2 separate regions of the Homo sapiens genome follow, and region 1 is linked to region 2. Evidence: read pairs that join two places in POLR2A ChIA-PET (ENCODE). Cell type or tissue: MCF 10A. All regions are shown on one strand. Each heading gives the region's core, and the rest is flanking DNA. Links, peaks and the distances in the headings are about the cores only. Region 1 has its middle 20 kb from the start of DRAIC. Region 2 has its middle 10 kb from the start of LINC02204.

Region 1 (9,269 bases), core at 801-8,800, 1.1 Mb after region 2:
CTTTGGGAGGCCGAGGCGGGTGAATCACGAGGTCAGGAGTTCGAGACCAGCGTGGCCAATATGGTGAAACCCCGTCTCTACTAAAAATACAAAAATTAGTTGGGCGTAGTGGTGCATGCCTGTAGTCCCAGCTACTTGGGAGGCTGAGGCAGAAGAATCGCTTGAACCTAGGAGTCAGAGGGTGCAGTGAGCCGAGATCGTGCCACTGCACTCCAGCCTGGGCAACAGAGCGAGACTCCATCTCAAAAAAAAAAAAAGAAGACTATAGATAATATAGATAATAATCACATCAGGGTAAATGGGGTATCCATTACCTCAAGCATTTCTCCTTTCTTTGTGTTACAAACAATCCAGTTATATTCTTTTTGTTATTTTTTCTTTTTGATATTTTCTTTTCTCAGCATTTGAAAGGAATCCTTTATTTTTAAATGTTCAATTAATTATAGTTAACTGTAGTCACCCTGTTGTGCTATCAAACACTACTTATCTTATCCTTTTTGTGATTGAATAATATTCGCTCGTATGGATAGACCATATTTTGTTTACCCACCCATCCACCGACGGACACTCGGGCTGTTTCCACCTTTGGCTATTGTGAATGAAGCTGTTATGCACATTAATGTAAAGTATTTGTTTGAGGGGTCACAGGATGATTCTATGTTCAATGAGGAAGTGCTGAGGAATATGTGAGGCACATGGATGGAAGGATGGGTGGAGGGCACAGGAGGATGGGAGAAAGAACAGAAACTTGAGGTTCAGAGGGACCAGTCAGAGTCCCCACCTGGTCCCTTACTGTGGCTTTGGATCTGCGACTTGACCTTCTGTGTCTGTCTGTTCATGAACAGAGTGGAGATAATCCCTCCATCTCCTAGGGGTGAGGTGAGGATGACACATGTGACAAGGTGGAGGAAGGTCAGCGCCTTCACAGCTGGCACAGAACCCCTCTTAGGGGTAGATCTGCCTTGGTTTGAGGTGATGTCTGAGCAAATGCTTCTAATAGAAGCAGGTGTGTCACATATAGTTGTGTGGGTTACTTTCTGGACTGGACAAGGACACCAGTTCAAGAGGGAAACTAGGGGCTGAAACCTAGCCTGCTCTACACTCACCCAGCCATGTGACCTGGCACAGGGCTGAGCCATCCCTCGCCAACTCCCACACAGCAGTGAATGTCGAGTTTCTGAGTCAAATCTGACCCCCTGGCTCCCCAGTATTCTATGGCTCCCCATTGCCCTAGGATAAAGTTCGAACTCTTCTGTGTGCCTTACAAGGCCTGCAGATCCAACCCCTCCCTGCCTCTATAGCTCCCACTCAAGCCACCTACTCCTTGAACCTACTTCTCCCACTCTCCTGAATTTCTTGAAATCCTCTTTCTCACTTCACTTTTCAGATGTGGAAACTGAAGTTCTACCAAGGTAAATGCCTTGCTCAAGGTCACACTGCTGGCAAAAAGCACAGCCAGGTTAGAACCCATATTCAGTAAACCCAAAGTCCACACTCTTTTGGCTACAGGGTTAGAGTGCAGAGAGCACTGTGGGTCAGGAGCCCAGGGATGTCATACCAGCTCTGCACTTGCTAGCGGGATGACCTTGGGCAAGTCACTTCGGTAAGATTCTTGGTCCTGCCCCATACTAGCTTTGTTATCACAAAGCACTATACAATCCGAGGAGCATTAGGGGGTGTTGCAATGGGAGGATATTACTGCTATTATATGGGAGTTGGCTATTCTTGTCTCTTCTGCCTTCAGTGGGAACTCTGTTGTGCCTTGTGAATAAAACCTGTAGAGGAAGCACAACTTGAAATGGAAAAATGTCTGGCCAGACCAGCTCAATTTCCAACGGCCTGGGACATTAAAGTAGTCAGGTACCTGGAGATTGCTAAAGCACTCTGAACAGACATCCAACTCCAGCACTTCATTTCCTTAACAAAGATTGGAATGAACAGAGAAATGACACTGCAGGAATCTATTTTACAGACAAAGATTAGGAAAATAAGAGAAAATGAATTTCCATCACTTCTATCTGCAGATTGAAGCTCTTCAATTGCCTGGCCAAATGTCACTGCACTTATGTCAGCATATCATGCTACCAGTCCAGAGGACAGGAATCAGCTCACACCAGGGGGCCCCAGCCTCTTGCTGGCCCCAGCAAGGACTAGGGTACTCTGACTCACAATGGACAGCTCCCTGGGATTTGGGGTATGGGACAATCCTTTGGGAATTCTCTGGAAATGCTGTCTACTGGCCCAGACAATCATTTCCCAATAGCATTTAATGGAGTCTGACACCCTTCTAGGGCTTTATGCAGAGGTGAACCCATCACCTCCTTCCCACCACCCAGATGCAGAAGTGGCCAAATAAATAAGCAACTTTGCTACAGATTTCCATATTGATTCTCCAAACCACACACATGATCAAAACTTGTACAGGCACACCCTATGGCCCAGCAACTTCCCTCCCCCGTAATATTAGTTATCTCTTACTGCATAACAAACTGTCTCAAAATTTAGTGGATTAAAACAACAAACATCTATTATCTCCATTTCCATGGGTCAGGAATTTCGGGGCAGTCTTGCTGTTTGCTTCTGGCTCTCAGCTGGGCGCGGTGGCTCATGCCTGTAATCCCAGCACTTTGGGAGGCTGAGGCAGGCAGATCACAAGGTCAAGAGATCGAGACCATCCTGGCCAACATGGTGAAACCCTGTCTCTACTAAAAATACAAAAAATTTAGCTGGACGTGGTGGTCCCAGCTACTCGGGAGGCTGAGGCAGGAGAATGGCTTGAACCCAGGAGGCGGAGGTTGCAGTGTGCTGAGATCGCACCACTACACTCCAGCCTGGCAACAGAGCGAGATTCCATCTTAAATAAATAAATAAAAATAAAGAACATGGTGCTGTGCGAAAAAGATAAAATACAGAATGAGCTCTATAGCACCAGTCCATTGATATCAATTAAAGATACGCACAGGTAAAACAACAAAACACATTTTGTAGGAACACTTACAAACAAAATACATGTTAGAACAGTGATCTATGGGGGTGGAATAGGAATGGGAGAGGGCAATGGGGAATAAAGGAATAAGTAAACAAACATATAGGGTCTTATAGGAACCAGTAATTATGGGGTGTCACGGCCTGAGAAATAACTCAACACTCTGCACCTGAGACCCAAAAGAACCCTTGCACAAGGAAACAGACCACTTCCCTACACCTGGATCAGCTGGGGTAATGCCACCTACTACACAGCTCTCTTCAGGATGGTTGATTTGTTGTTGTTGAGGATGATGTTGTTTGTTTGGTTGGTTGGTTGGCTGGTTTTGCTCTGCATCCAAACCCCCATCTCCAACCCAATCTCGAGAATTCCAGACTGCATTCGCACCTGGGTATTGCACAAACTGAATTCATTACCTTCCTTCTAAATCAGCTCTTCTTCCGTAGGCTCTCTCAGGGAAGGGCTCCACCATCCACCCAGCCATCCCATCAGAAACTGCATTATCATCCATCCTTCCACCCTCTCGCTCTGCCCAGATCTGATAAGACACCCTGTAGATGCCAGTTCAAGCTCTTATCATCCCCTCTTTCTAGATAGGGCCTTCTTGTCTGCAGGTGGGAGTATAAAAGGTACTTGCCTTCATATCACTAAGACACCAAGGTGCAAGGAACAAACAAACAAATAGCTCACACTTGTTCAAGCAAAAACTAGCACACATGTCGCCAGGCCCTGCTTTCCATCTCCAGGCCCAGCTCTACTGTCTGCCCTGGGTAGGCGTCCCCTACCCACAGCTTGCAGACAGGTTCTCCTCGGGAGGGCATAAGCTGGAGGCAGAAACTCCTGGTCCTACATCTTCTCAGCTTCACGTCCTTCAGGGGAAAGTAAGACCTTCCCAAGCATCGTTGGCTCTCTTTGGGTCACGTGGCCATCCCTGAATCAACCACAATGGCCAAGGAAATGCTCTGATGGGCCAGGCCTGAGTTCATGTCACACCTCTGCACTGCGGTAGAGTCACCTCTCAGATGCACAAGGAATGGCAGTGGGGCAGGATGGAGTCCCCTCTATGGGAATCAGGACACAGTGACCAGATGAAGGGCCAATAGCACGTGGGCAGCTCCATGGTCAATGGCTACCACTATCTCACAGGGTGTCATGAGGATGCATTGAGATTACATGCTGGGCATATAAAATATTCTCAATAAAAGTCACTATTTACTATCACATTTAGGATTAAAAAAGAAAAGAAAAAAAGGCACTATTACCAGCACTTGCATCAACATCAGCGTCATTAACTTGCGGGTAAGTATTTTAGCATATTGATATTTTTTAAAATTAGAGGCCAGGCACGGTGGCTCACACCTGTAATCCCAGCACTTGGAGAGATCGAGGCAGGTGGATCACCTGAGGTCAGGAATTCAAGACCAGCCTGGCCAACACGGTGAAACCCTGTCTCTACTAAAAATACAAAAATTAGCCGGGCACAGTGGCGCATGCCTGTAATCCCAGCTACTTGGAAGGCTGAGGTAGCAGAATTGCTTGAACCCAGGAGGTGGTGGCTGCAGTGAGCCAAGATCATGCCATTGCACTCCAGCCTGGATGACAGAGCGAGACTCTGTCTCTAAATAAATACATAAAAACTAGAAATCCAAAAATTAGCAACACAAGCAAACGCAAGCCCTTATAATCCTTAAGCAGTTTTAGCAATAGTAGATAATGGCCAGTGAGTGCCACTCATGATTTTATTCTGCTTCCATAAATTAAAAAGCTTTTACATGTCACAATTTTCTCATGAGTACGTACATTATTTGTTGACAGACAGCATCTCAGTTTTAAATTTAAAACACTCTATTAGAGTTAATCAAAATCTTTAGGAGAAAAGACATATTCCAGTTTATCAGAATTCCTGCAGTTCTTCTGGTGGGTTCCACACACACAACTTGGGCCCAGGTTTTTACCCAGGGTCCTTGGCTCCGTCTTCAAGTCTTTTCTACCTCAAAGTGTTCTCACCTCCACTAAAACGTGAACTCCCAGAGGGCTGAGAGCCTGTCCACACTTCCCCGAGTCCCCCAAAGCTGCCTGTTAAGGGTGAAGTCTTCTGAGTTGGTTGTGTGGCTGTCTAGGGGTCTGGCTAGCCACTGTCTGGCCGTTCATCTGACTGACAGCACGGCCTGGATCCCAGTCATTGGCAGAATTCCCATCCGTCTACACAGCCCACATCCTCCCAGCCCCGCTGCCAGCCAGGGCTTAGGTCCCATCCATTAGAGGCTCCATTTGTGCCATTAACGGGAGCCCCGGCAACAGCTGCCGGCAGCAGGTGCAAGGCCAAACAGAGCCCGGCTCTGGAGAGAAATCTTTTGCTTGTTGGAACCAGCTGTAGGGACCATGAAGCAAAGTGGGAGGGGGCAGCTCTTTCTGAAAGCCAGCACAGAACAGGGAAAGTTTGGTCCTGGCCATTTTCATCTTTGAGTCCGTCAGTCTGACGGGCCAGCTGGTTGTCCACCCAGCTACACCAGTGCTGAATGCCCCTCCTCACAGGGACTAGATGGCCCACCTGCTCCTCACACTTCTAAGGAGCCCCTGCCCCATCTCCAAGTCCAAACTTGCCTCCTTCCCAGGGAGGGGAGGGGATAAATGAGGAGAAGAAAACGGACCACCAAGTAGAGCCTCCATCTGTGGAATAAATGCAGATTCTCAGGCCCTACTCCAGACCCCTGAATCAGAATCTGCAGTTTAACAGTCTCCAGGTGCACACTGAAGTCTGAGAAGCCCTGGTTTGGAGCATTCAGTTCATCATGCAACCATCTTTCCTGAGCCTTCACCACATGCCTGGCAGTGTTGTAGGCACCGGAGTCCTTCAGTGACAAAGGGGAGAAAATATTCCACTTCTTGTGGAGCTTACTGTCCGGTGGACAGAAACAGACAACAAATAAGATAAATGCATAAAATAGATAGTATGCTAGTGGGTGATAACTGCTAAGGAGAAAAATTAAGCAGGGCAGAGGAGTAGAGAACATCAGCGTGGGCAAGAGGCAGCGGTGAATACAAGTCCCCCCGAGAGGCAGGAAAGGACCTGAAGGAAGTGAGGCTGAGCGGAGGCACAGAGCAGGGGACAGCAACAGTATGCCTGGGACTGAGGGGATTCCCGGGATATGGGACCTTCAGTGTTAAAACCAAGACACTCCCCAGGCAAACAGGGACAGCTGGTCACCCTACCATGAGGGTGAGGGTGGTAGATAAGGTCAGAAGAGGGGGACAGTGAACATCCTGCAGGGTCTCACCGTCTCACCACTCACAGCGTGCCCCCACCCCCCGCAACCCCACAGCACCCGGAGGCTTGTTAGAAATGCACATTCTCAGGCCCACCCCAGGGCTTCTGAATGGGAATCTGCATTTTTCAAGGTCCCCAGGAGATCTGGCTGTTCATTAGCTCCTTGCAGACCTTGGCGAGAACTTCGGCATTTACTCTGAGTGAGATGAAGGCGGTCGCAGATGATGCACTCTCACGTTTAACAGGCTGCTGGTTGGAAATAGACTGCGGGGAGGGAAGCACTAAGGAGAGGCCAGCAGTTGTCCAGGTCAGCAGTAACAGCAGCTGCTGGCCCAGGCCGGTCACCATAGAGCTGGTGGAAGGGGTCGAGTTCTAGGTATATTTTTGAAGGAGAGACATCGCTGAGGGCTTAAGTAAGCAAAATACTGTCTACAAAAGCTTTCTCCTAACCTCACCTCCTTTGGGTTAATCACGTGCATTAATCCCCTTCCTTCCAACAACACTTTTGGGGGACCTGATTGTAGAAGTCCCTACACTAGAGGAATGAGATCGGCTCACGGGAGGCAGCACTGAGCCAGCCACTGCAGGACTATATGATGCTCTGTGATGAAGGGAACCCAAGCGGCTCTGAGAGGAAGAGTGTGAGGCAGGAGTTGGAATCCAGGGAAAGGTTCCCCTGAAAGACTTGCCCTCACATCAAAGCTAAATCTCAAAAAGCCCTAATTCCAAGGAGCTCCTGTAAGTACCAGAGGGCATGAGGGAGGGCAGCAGTCCCAAATGCAGGACCATGGGGGCCACTCTGGACATGGGTACAGTCACCTGCTGAGACCCGCCCCTCAAGGCTTCTCATTGCCCATAGGAACAAGTCCAGTCTCATAGCCTAAAGTCCAATTTCTCCTTCATTTAAGCCCAAACGTTATTTTTCAGTTTTATTTCCCAGCCCTCTTCTTTGTGACACCACCTGGGCCATGCTCACTCAGGCAAGCGGGCTCCTGCTCTGGACCCAGTCTATAAATAGCCCCATTCTGACCCCCCCTCTAGCCGTGCCCCTCACCTTGCAACAAGCATCTGTAGGGCTAAACCCAAAGTCTACTGACCCCCTCACCCGAAGACCATGCTCCAGTATCTGGGATTCACTGCTCAGCTGGACCCAGCCCCCTCCCAGAGCCCTCATCAACCTCCTCCCGGCTGGCCCTGCTGAGGGTGAACAGAGGGTTCCCATGCACACCCTGGCCAGCTGTTTACTGGAACTGTGTTCAGTGCTTGGATGTGGGCTGAGGTGTCCACACGGTGTGGATGCAGTCAGGGGTGGGAAGAGAAGGGATGCGCTGCAGCCTCTCTCTGCTCCATCTCATGCTGGTGCAAAATTCCAAGGATTCTGAAAATTCTAAATTGAAACCCACCTTCCAGGTCATTATGAAGGCACATGTGTCCAGATAAGCAGATAAACCTATGCTATTTAACAGATTGTTAGTGTGAGTTACGGCTTTTTAATATTGAGACATATGGTCTGTGGCCTCCATTTGTACTCTTACCCTGGGCCCCACAAATGTTCTGACCAGGCCTAAGGCACAACTCTGATCCTGTAGATCTTGGAATGCTCCTCCCCTCCCCTACTTGTTCTATCTGACCTGAAATATATTCAAGGGCCATATGGAGAGCATCTGTCATTTTTGCCTGAAATCAATCCTGTCCCCTTTCAGCTGGTGCCTGAGGCCTTCTCTTCTGGAAGAAATCTATCCCTTGTGGTTTGGATGGGGCTGAGCTCCTAGGGGCTAGTCCACTGGAACTATTAAATAAGATTATCCCTTTACAATGGAATGATAGGCAAGCACAGAGAGAAGAAGGCAGAACCAGGGGAGACAGCTCAAGGAATCCTTTGGGAGGCCCTGGACCCAGCCATGCCTGAACCTAGAATTACCTCTGGGCTTCACAATTACCTAAACCAATAAATGCCACTTTTAAAATTAAACTGGTTGCAACTGGATTTCTGTCACTGGCGACTGAAGAACCTTAATGCAAATTCTAATTCATAAAATCATAGGTGTCAGAGCCTGGAAAGGCCTTAGAAACCTTCTGATAAAGCTTCCACTGTTCCACGTGTGAAGAACCCGAGACTCAGAAAGGTGAAATGGTTTGTCCCAATTCACACCATAAATTAGGGTGAGAGCTGAGACTGGAATGCCAATCCTCACTCCTAAGCTGTGGCCCCACGCTCCCTCTCCAAGTCACCTTCCCGCGCCCTCCCACGCTAGAGCTGTACCCCTCCCTCCGTCAGCAGCAGTGTGAGGTCCCTGTTGCACACGTCCCTGTTTCTTGTCCTGTATTTGCATTATCAGTTCATCGCTTCCAGGAGATGTTGCACCCCAATTCAAGCAGCAAATCCCTTGAGGGAAGAATGCCAGCCACTGTCCCTCATCCTGGAGTCCCACTGGGCCTGGCTCCACACCTGGCTAATCACAGGGGCTGAAAGGTACTTGCTAATTTACCAGTCAAAGGCCTTGATGCCTGATTGGCTAAATCCAGCCTCCCTTCTATCAAGTGCGCCATCTCTGAGTTAATGTTTCTCCTAGGCAAGCCTTTTTTATCCAACAAGCTATTTCCCAGGCCATTAGGAGGAACTACAACCAGAGGCAGAAATGCTATGTTGCTTTTTTTCTCCATTTCCTTTTGTTTTCAATTTTCTGCTTGTGGAGTTGGTTCTTTTTTTTTTCCTCCCTTCTTTAACAGCCCAAGTTGCTAAATTGCACATCGCCAGCAACTCCTGTGAGTTTAGTCCTTAAGTGTTACATTTCTGTAACAGATACTCCATAAGCAGCACTTATCTTCAGGAGGGGCTGGTAAAGCACGCTAAAATTACATTTCCATTTCTGTTCCTATGTTTTTAAGCTGTTATTTTAGCATTTCTGACTAGTTCACAGTTGACACCTACTGATGGAAAATTAAATGAAACTTGGCCAAGAACGAGCCTTCCCTCTCTTCCCCAGGCTGGGAACTATATCCTTTTTATAAGGA
Region 2 (9,269 bases), core at 501-8,500:
GCTGTACATTCTCTGGGGTTTGACAAATAGATAATGACATGTATCCACCATTATAGCATCATATAGGATAGTTCACCATCCTCAAAATCCTTCGTGCTCTGTCTAGTCATCCTTCCTTCCCTTCTTACCCTCCTAACAACCACTGATCATTTTACTGTCTCCATGGTTTTGCCTTCTCCAGAATGTCATCTATAAAATCATGCAGTCTGTAGCCTTTTCAGATTGACTTTTCTCACTTAGTAACATGCACTAGGCTGGGGGTGGTGGCTCACGCCTCTAATCCCAGCAGTTTGGGAGGCCGAGGTGCATGGATCACCTGAGGTCAGGAGTTTGAGACCAGTGTGGCTAACATGGTGAAACCTCGTCTCTACTAAAAATACAAAAATTAGCTGGGCGTGGTGGTGGGCACCTGTAATCCCAGCTACTTAGAAGGCTGAGGCAGGAGAATTACTTGAACCTAGGAGGTGGAGGTTGCAGTGAGCCGAGATTGTGCCACTGCACTCCAGGCTGGGTGACAAGAGCAAAACTCCATCTCGAAAATATATATATATATGTGTGTGTGTGTGTGTGTGTGTGTGTGTGTGTGTGTATGAACTTAAGGCCACTCCATGTACTTTTCAAGTAAAAAGTTCACTTTTTAAAGCACTAAATTATAGTCCATTGTCTGGATGTGCCAGTTTATTTATCCATTCACCTACTGAAGGACATCTTGGTTGCTTCTAAGAGTTTTGACAATTATGAATAAAGCTGCTATAAACATCTGTGTTTTCATGTGCACATAAAATTTCAATTCATTTGAATAAATGCCAAGGACTACGACTGATGGATCATATAGTAAGGGTATGTTTAGTTTTATAAGAAACTGCAACAGTATTCCAAAGTGGCTTTACTAATTTGCATTCCAACCAGCAATGAATGGGAGTTCCTGTTGCTCCATATCCTCATCAGCATTCAGTGGTGTCAGTGTTGCAGATTTTTGCCATTCTAATACATGTGTAGTGGCATCTCACTGTTGTTTTAATTTGCAATTCCCTAATGACATATGATATGAACATCTTTTCATTTGCTTGTTTTTCATCTGTATGTCTTTTTTGGCAAAGTGTCTGTTCAGCTCTTTTGCCTAGTTTTTAACTGGATTGTTCATTTTCTGATTGTTGAGTTTTAAGATTTCTTTGTGTATTTTAGATAACAGTATTTTATCAGATCTGTCCTTTGCAAATATTTTCTCCCAGTTTGTGGCTGGTTTCCTTGTTCTCTTGACTGTGTCTTCTTTGGCAGAGCAGAAATTTTAATGAAGCCCAGCTCATCAATTATTTCTTTCATGGATTGTGCCTTTGGTATTATAACTAAAAAGTCATCATGAAACCCAAGGTTATCTGGATTTTTTCCTGTGTTATCTCCTGAGAGTTTTACAACTTTGCACCTTACATTTGGGTCTATGATCTACTTTGAGTTAATTTTTCTTAGGGATGGAAGCTCTGTGTCTACATTCATATTTCTGCATGTGGATACCCAGTTGTTCCAACACAATTTGTTGTAAAGACATATTTTCTTGATTGTATAGCTTCTTTGCTCCTTTGTCAAAGATCAGTTGACTGTATTTATGTGGATCTATTTTTCTATTTTGTCCCATTGATCTGTTTGTCTGTTATTTCATCAATACCACACTACTGCAATTACTGTAGCTTTATAGTAAGAATTGAAGTCAGTAAGTTTAAGTTCTCTCACTTTTGCTCTCCTCCAATACTGTATAGCTGTTCAGTCTTTTGCTTCTCCATATAAACTTTAGAATCAGTTTTGGGTCTTCAGTAGGTAGCTGAGGAACCAGGTGAAGTCTGTGGACTAGGAAGACTCAATGCTAAGAGCCAATGTAGGACAATTTGGTAGGGTCTGTGGGTGGAAGTGAGAAGCGGCACATGGAAGCAGAAAGATCAGGGGCTGAACATGACTGGCCAGGGCTGCAGTGGGAGGCCTGAGCCTAGCGGGTGGCTGGGGAGCTACTCTAATCCTACTCTTTCCTGCAGGGAAAGGCTACTCTAATCATTTTCTTCTCAGGTGGCCGGCATCTCTATCTGCTGGGCAAGGGTGCATGGCAGCCATAGGGTCTAAAGAGGAAAATGCTTTAGGGTGATCATGAGGCTGAGCTTGGAAATGCTGATTCTGAGGAGCCGCCAAGCTGGAGCTGAAGAAAGGCTCTGCAAACAGGTGAGGCCACAGGAGGGAAGATGGTGTCAGTACCTGGCTGGGTTTCCCTCTTTCCTGTCCCCCAGTCAAGCAGGGAGGTAACTGTGCACTTCAATGCCTCCTGGGAGCTACGTGGCCAGGTGGGAAAAAGAAATCTCTATAAGGCTTCTGCTATGCAAAGCCAAGTCTGCAGAAGGTCAGAGGGCCTGAGGGGGAGGTGAAAGGAAGGGAGGTTGAGAGTCAAGTTGGTGTCTCAGGAGAAGAGGCTGGGAAGAATTCCTTGGCATTGGAGGCTGGTTATGAGAAAGGCTCTTGTGTCCTAGCCAGGCCTACTTCTGGGCAGTGTCGCACCCTGGGGAGGATTGACTTCAGGGTACATGGGATGCTAGGGAGTTCCAACCTTGCGGGTCCTAGCAGCGAAGGCTTCTAGATACATCTCAGAGGAAGTCTATGTGGGCAGATGACCAGAGCCTCCTCCCACCATGCCCAGTGCCTCAGGCCCCATGGGAGGAGGAAGTGAGACCCCAGTAATGGCTGGGGTTAAAACATCTTCCAGCTTGGCAGAAGGGAAGAGGGTGTATAGACTTAGCATTTAAGCTAAATTATGGAAAATAGGCACAGTAATCTTCCACCCAGGCTGGTAAATAAAATATTTCCTTTTTGCCCAAATTTGTCGACACAGATTCCTAGATATAAAAGTTATTGTAATATTAATTACTATTATAACCAATATTACCAATAACAAGTATTTTTTGTAATGCTTGATTTGTGGAAATTCTACACATGAATTATTTAATCTTTAAAATAACCGAGAGAGGCAGATATAGTATAAACCCATTTTACAGATGCGGAAACTGAGGCCAAGAGAGGTTAAGTTACTTGCCTGATGTCACACAGTTATTAATGCTGCAGCTGGAATTAAAATTCAGGCTTTAGAAATTACCATGTAATCTGGTCTCTCCTTCATATCAGCTCTAAGCACTGGCTGTAGGGATTTCAAAATGTGGAATATCCTCTTCATGTAAAATGCTTACCATCATGCCTGGCGCACACTGGCTCTTTAAAGGTTAGCATTATTTTTGTTACCATTTGTCAGAGTAGTCATTCCTCCCATTCTGTATTCTTTCTTTTTTCTTTTTTTATGAGACAGGGTCTTGCTCTGTCACCCAGGCTGGAGTGCAATGGCGCAATCTTGGCTCACTGTGATCTCTGCCTCCTGGGTTCAAGTGATTCTCATGCCTCAGCCTCCTGAGTAGCTGGGATTACAGGCGACCACCACCATGCTGGGCTAATTTTTGTATTTTTAGTAGAGACAGGTTTCACTGTGTTGGCCAGGCTAGTCTTAAACTCCTGACCTCAAGTGATCTGCCAGCCTGGGCTCCCAAAGTGCTGGAATTACAGGCATGAGCCACCGTGCCTGGTCCCATTCTGTATTCTTCCTTGCATATTAAAATAAAAAATAATTTAAACTACAATGAAATGGCCCTTTTCCGTGAAGCTTTTGTCTCAGCTGTGCCAAACAGCATCCGACTGCTGCCTGTCCAGCCCTTGAATGGTATGTGCTGAATCTCTGCAGATTCCTGCCCCTGTAGATGCCTTTCCTGGCCTCTGTCCAGCTGCTCATGGACTACGAGTGACTTGAGAGTGAGGACAGAATCCATGCTTCCCTGGGAGCGCTTGACACCACCTGGATATCCCGTTGAGGCTGAGGGCACCTGTGGGTGTCCCAGAGAGCACCCACTTGCTTTTGTGGGCAGGACTGCCTCTCTCCTCTCCCAGGGACACCAAGGCTGAACAGGCTCCAGCCAAGCAGTTCCTCTGGGGAAGATCAGTCCTTAGCAAAAGTGTCCTTCCTTTCCTTGTCAATATGTAGTCTGGGGGCAATGGCTGACCTCAAACCCCTAATTGATGGTTGCCTGGTCTCTCTGATTCTCTTTTCATCCTCATACCTTTGTGGCTAACATCTCATTCCTTTGCCTCAATATCTTCGGTATTGTGTAGAAGACAGACCATGGGCTTAAAATAAGTTCTGGATCTGAATCTTGGGCCCACTCATCGTAAGACATTTAACTTCTGAGAGCTGCAATTGTTCCATCTGCAAAATGTGGTAAGAATATTCTTTTCACAGGGTTGATGTAGAGGCACCTGGCTCAGTATCTGGTACATAGCAAAGGCACATACCTAATAGTCTTTTTTCTGTCTTCCTTTAATAATCATTCTGTGCTGCCAATTCTGGAAGTAAAAGGTTGAAGACACAATGCCTTACTCTAAAAGAATACATCTCTAGTTTTAAAGACTTCTGAAGGCTGAAGGTGCTCTGGGATCAATGGGCTTTTGGCTCCATTGCAGCCACCCCTCCCCCCCATACTAGTCTCACCCACTTTGTGAGTTGTTGATCATTGTGGCCAAAGAGCCATTACTCATACAGTTTAGCCAGTGTTTAAGAGCTCTGGTTCTGAGTCAGACAGACTGAGGTTCAAACTTCAGCCCTGCCTGGCTGGTGACATTGGGTGATTTATGTAACCACTTGTACTTCAGTTTCTTTATATTTTAAATGGGTATAATAATTGTGTTACCTCATAGTGCAGTTGTGGTGATGAAATGGGATAATGCACACAAAACATTTAGCATAATGCCTGGCATTCAGAAGTGCCCACTAAAAGTTAGCTATCATGATCACTATTACAAGATGTTCTGAAGAACTTTGTTATTTCTGCAATTTTAGTGCAGTTCCTGGGCTCCTCAAAGACAAGATAAAAGTCACTTGTCATCCACAGGGTCTGGTGTTAGTAAAGCTGAGGGAGGCATGAAAGCAATGCGATAAAGTCACTGCGGTGATTGTGGGACCTAGGTGGTGAAGATAATGTGAATCATGAATCCATCTGGGGACAACTATGCCCAATCCAAAAATGTTTCCAGACTTTGTTTCAGGGAGTTTGGTGAATTGGACACATTGAATTATATCCTAGAAGAAGAAAACAGTTAAGAAAAAAAGACAACTGGATAAATGGTTTTGAACAAAAAAAAAGATTTTAAATGAAGAGCTGAGCAGATAAGAAAATAATGAATGCACAGAAACAAAAGAAAAAGAAGACAAATAACAACGACAGTCATAACAATAACAGGGAAGGCAGATAAGTAAGCTAGCAGAAAAGCCAGTTCACCTTGAAGGTATATGCCAAAAACAATGGCCTTGAACTTCAGTTTTTGAAAGCTGGGTATGGTATGGGAGGTAAAATGTTAATTCCACTCAGGCTGATAAATCTAATAGAGACCCTCACATAGAGCTGGGACTCAAAAGGGCTGTGTCTCTAATGTAAAGGTAAATGTCTAATGTCCAGGAAGGAGGGGACAGCAGGCACACTTGCCCTTGCCTGACAAGACTGGACACTGGGTGGAAAGAAAAAGTATTCTTTGTGAAATTATAATTGCAGGCTGGCCCTGTAGGTCTGCAGCCCAAATTCATTCTGCTTATATGGTCTGAAATACCTTAAACAGAGAATTGAATTTAAAGCAGTCTTAGGTTTGAATTGCTGGCAGAAGCAAATGTAAAGTATCCAGAGGAACACAACTTCAACCCTAGGCTCAAAGAATCCCCACAGATAAAATTCCAATGAATTTCTGCTCACAGTCAAAAATCAAAAAATAGGCATGAAAAATTACACCATGAGCAAGAGCCAGCAGAAAAAACAGACAGCAGAATTAGTCCAGAAAAGACTTTCATATCAGAATTAATGGATACAGAGTATTAAGGAAGTATGTTTAATACATTTATAGAAATGAAAGAGATACTTGAAAATAAGCGAAGAAAGAGATAAAAGAACATAAGTACTTTGAAAAGGGAAAAAAGAAAATAGAATATCAAAGGAAGAACCAAGATGAATTATAAAAGAACCAAATAAAACTTTCAGGAATAAGAAACAGCAATTGAAATCTAAAATTTGAGTAGATGGGTGATATACTAGAAGCAGCTGAAGAGAGAATTATGAACTAGATGATAGATCCGAAGTAATTACCTAGAATGTATCCCAGAGAGAAAAGACAACAGAAAGTATGAAAGGAAAGTTAAGCAACATGGAAGATGAGTAATCTCTAATCAGAGTTTCAGAAGAGAAGATAGAAAAATCATAGCTGAGAATTCTCCAGAATTGTTGAAAGACAGTAAACTTTAGAACTAGGATGCTCTGAATTTCAAGCAGGATAAGAAATTTACCCCTAGACATATCATTGGAAAAATGCAGAACACCAAAGACAAAGAAAAGATTACAAAAGCAGCCAGAAAAAGATGAATTACCTACAAAACAATTACCCTTGCAAGGGGAATAAAAACCAGAAGATAATAGAAAAATTGTTGAAAGAAAATAACAGTCTAAAATACAGTTTTATACACAATACTGAGTATACAATAGTCAGCAAAAATATCTTTTAAATGGGAGGCCAAAATAAAGTCATTTTTAGACAAAAAAATGAAGAAGTTGAAACCAGCAAATCTTCACTTAAGGAAATTCTAAAATAATATACTTCCTATAGAAGGAATGTGATCTCAGACGTGATCCCAGATCTCAGATATGATATACAAAGAGGAATTAAGAGGCAAGAAATTGGTGAACATGTATGGTCATATCTAAATATGCAATGATTGTATAAAATAAGACATAATGTCTATTTTTTGGCTAAAGGAAAAATAGGATAAAAAGTAGATCCCAGTAACTTGCAAGTTGGGAGGTGTAATCAGAGTTAAGTATTTAAAAATCCATGAATTTTTCAGAAAAGGGGTAAGGATACTAATTAGCTTTAGACACTATTAAACATACTTGTTGAACTTTCTAGGGTAGCTACTATAATAACAGAGGTAAAAAATTGAGTGAGAAAAACAAATCAATCACCCTCCCTCCACCAAAAAAATGACAAGGAAAGAGAAACCAAATAAGAAAAAGAGAAAAAAATGGGACAAATGTGTACAGTACAAAATAAGATAACAAAAATAAATCAAAATATGCCAACAGTCACAATAAATGTAAAGTAACTAAAATTTCTGGTAAAAGACAAGGATTTTTGGAGTTATTTTTTAAATAAGCAAAATTCAGTTTATATGCTTTTTACAAGAGACATAACTAAAATATAAGCATACATAAAAGCTGAATGTAAAAGGCTAGAAAGATATATACCAGGCAAATACTAAGCCAAAGAACATAAATGATGTGGTGATATTAATAGAAGAAAAATAGTATTTAAGGAAAAAAGGATAACTTCAGACTTACAGTTCCATTACATAATGATAGGACATTCTTCACTAGGAAGATGTAACAATTCTAAACCAAAATAAACCTAATAAAAATAACATTAAAATATGTAAAGCAAAAATTGCCAGAACTATAAGAAAAAACTTACAAATTCACAGTCAAAATAGATTTTAATTTTCTTCTCTTATTAATCTGTGCGATTAAAAAATTAACAAAAATTTAGAGTATTTGAACAACACAAAGATGAAGTTTGCCCTAATAGACTTTTACACACAAATAGAGAACACATTCTTTTCTTTTTTGTTTTTTAAGTTCAGGGTACATGTGCAGGTTTGTGTATTTAGTCTGTTTTCATGCTGCTGATAAAGACATACCCAAGACTGGGCAATCTACAAAAGAAAGAGGTTTAATGGGACTTACAGTTTCACATGGCTGGGGAGGCCTCACAATCATGGTGGAAGGCAAGGAGGAGCAAGCTGCATCTTACATGAATAGCAGCAGGCAAAAAGAGAGCTTGTGTAGGGAAACTTCCGTTTTTAAAACCATCAGCTCTCGTGAGACTTATTCACTATCACGAGAACAGAGCAGGAAAGACCCGCCCATATAATTCAATCACCTCACACTGGGTTCCTCCCACAACACATGGGAATTGTGGGAGTTACAATTCAACAAGAGATTTGGTTGGGGACGCAAACCATATCATTCTGCCCCTGGCTTCTCCTAAATCTCAAGTCCTCACATTTCAAAACCAGTCATGCCTTCCCAACAGTCCCCCAGAGTCTTAACTCATTTCAGCATTAATTCAGAAGTCCACAGTCCAATGTCTCATCTGAGACAAGGCAAGTCCCTTCCACCTATGAGCCTGTAAAATCAAAAGCAAATTAGTTACTTCCTAGATACAATGGGAGTACAGGCATTGGGTAAATACAACCATTCCAAATGGGAGAAATCGGCCAAACCAAAGGGACTACAGGCCCCATGCAAGTCCAAAATCCAGCAGGGCAGTCAAATCTTAAAGCTCCAGAATGATCTCCTTTGACTCCATGTCTAACATCCAGGTCATGCTGATGCAAAAGGTGGGTTCCTATGGTCTTGGGCAGCTCCACTCCTGTGGCTTTGCAGGGTAACGCCTCCCTCCTGGCTGCTTTCACAGGCTGGCATTGAGTGTCTGTGGCTTTTTCAAGCCCATGGTGCAGGCTATCAGTGGATCTACCATTCTGGGGTCTGGAGGACGGTGGACCTCTTATCACAGCTCCACTAGGTGGTGCCCCAGTAGGGACTGTGTGTGGGGGCTCCAACCCCACATTTCCCTTCTGTATTGACCTAGCAGAGGTTCTCCATGAGGGCCCTGCCCCTACAGTAAACTTCCACTTGGACATCCAGGCGTTTCTATACATCCTCTGAAATCTAGGTGGAGGTTCCCAAACCTCAATTGTTGACTTCTGTGCACCCACAGGCTCAACACCACGTGGAAGCTGCCAAGGCTTGGGACTTGCACCCTCTGAAGCCATGGCCCAAGCTGTACCTTGGATCCTTTTAGTCACAGCTGGAGTGGCTGGGATGCAGGGCACCAAGTCCCTAGGCTGCACACAGCACCAGGACCCTGGGCCCGGCTCATGAAACCATGTTTTCTTTCTAAGCCTCCATGCCTGTGATGGGAGGGGCTGTTGTGAAGACCTCTGACATGCCCTGGAAACATTTTCCCCATTGTTTTGGGGATTAACATTCGGCTCCTCATTACTCATGCAAATTTCTGCAGCAGGCTTGAATTTCTCCTCAGAAAATGGGATTTTCTTTTCTATCACATTGTCAGGCTTCAAATTTTCCAAACTTTTATGCTCT

Evidence for each region. ChIA-PET counts read pairs that join two places held together with the same protein. Peaks named below come from ENCODE experiments on the same cell type or tissue, not always from the same donor. Only the 100,000 strongest peaks of a DNase experiment are listed, where the experiment ranks them.
Region 1: POLR2A ChIA-PET joins it to region 2 with 5 read pairs; 2 of 35 experiments call an interaction of 5 or more read pairs at or near these places.

The regions. Positions count from the first base shown.
Region 1 is chr15:69,536,768-69,546,036 of GRCh38, reverse strand. No RefSeq gene overlaps it. Among named protein-coding and RNA genes, the nearest start is that of DRAIC, 20 kb to the left of the region's middle. In MCF 10A, for the core only: no CTCF peak of the experiment used is centred there; no DNase peak of the experiment used is centred there.
Region 2 is chr15:70,591,943-70,601,211 of GRCh38, reverse strand. No RefSeq gene overlaps it. Among named protein-coding and RNA genes, the nearest start is that of LINC02204, 10 kb to the right of the region's middle. In MCF 10A, for the core only: no CTCF peak of the experiment used is centred there; DNase peaks (open chromatin) are centred at 3,801 and 4,621.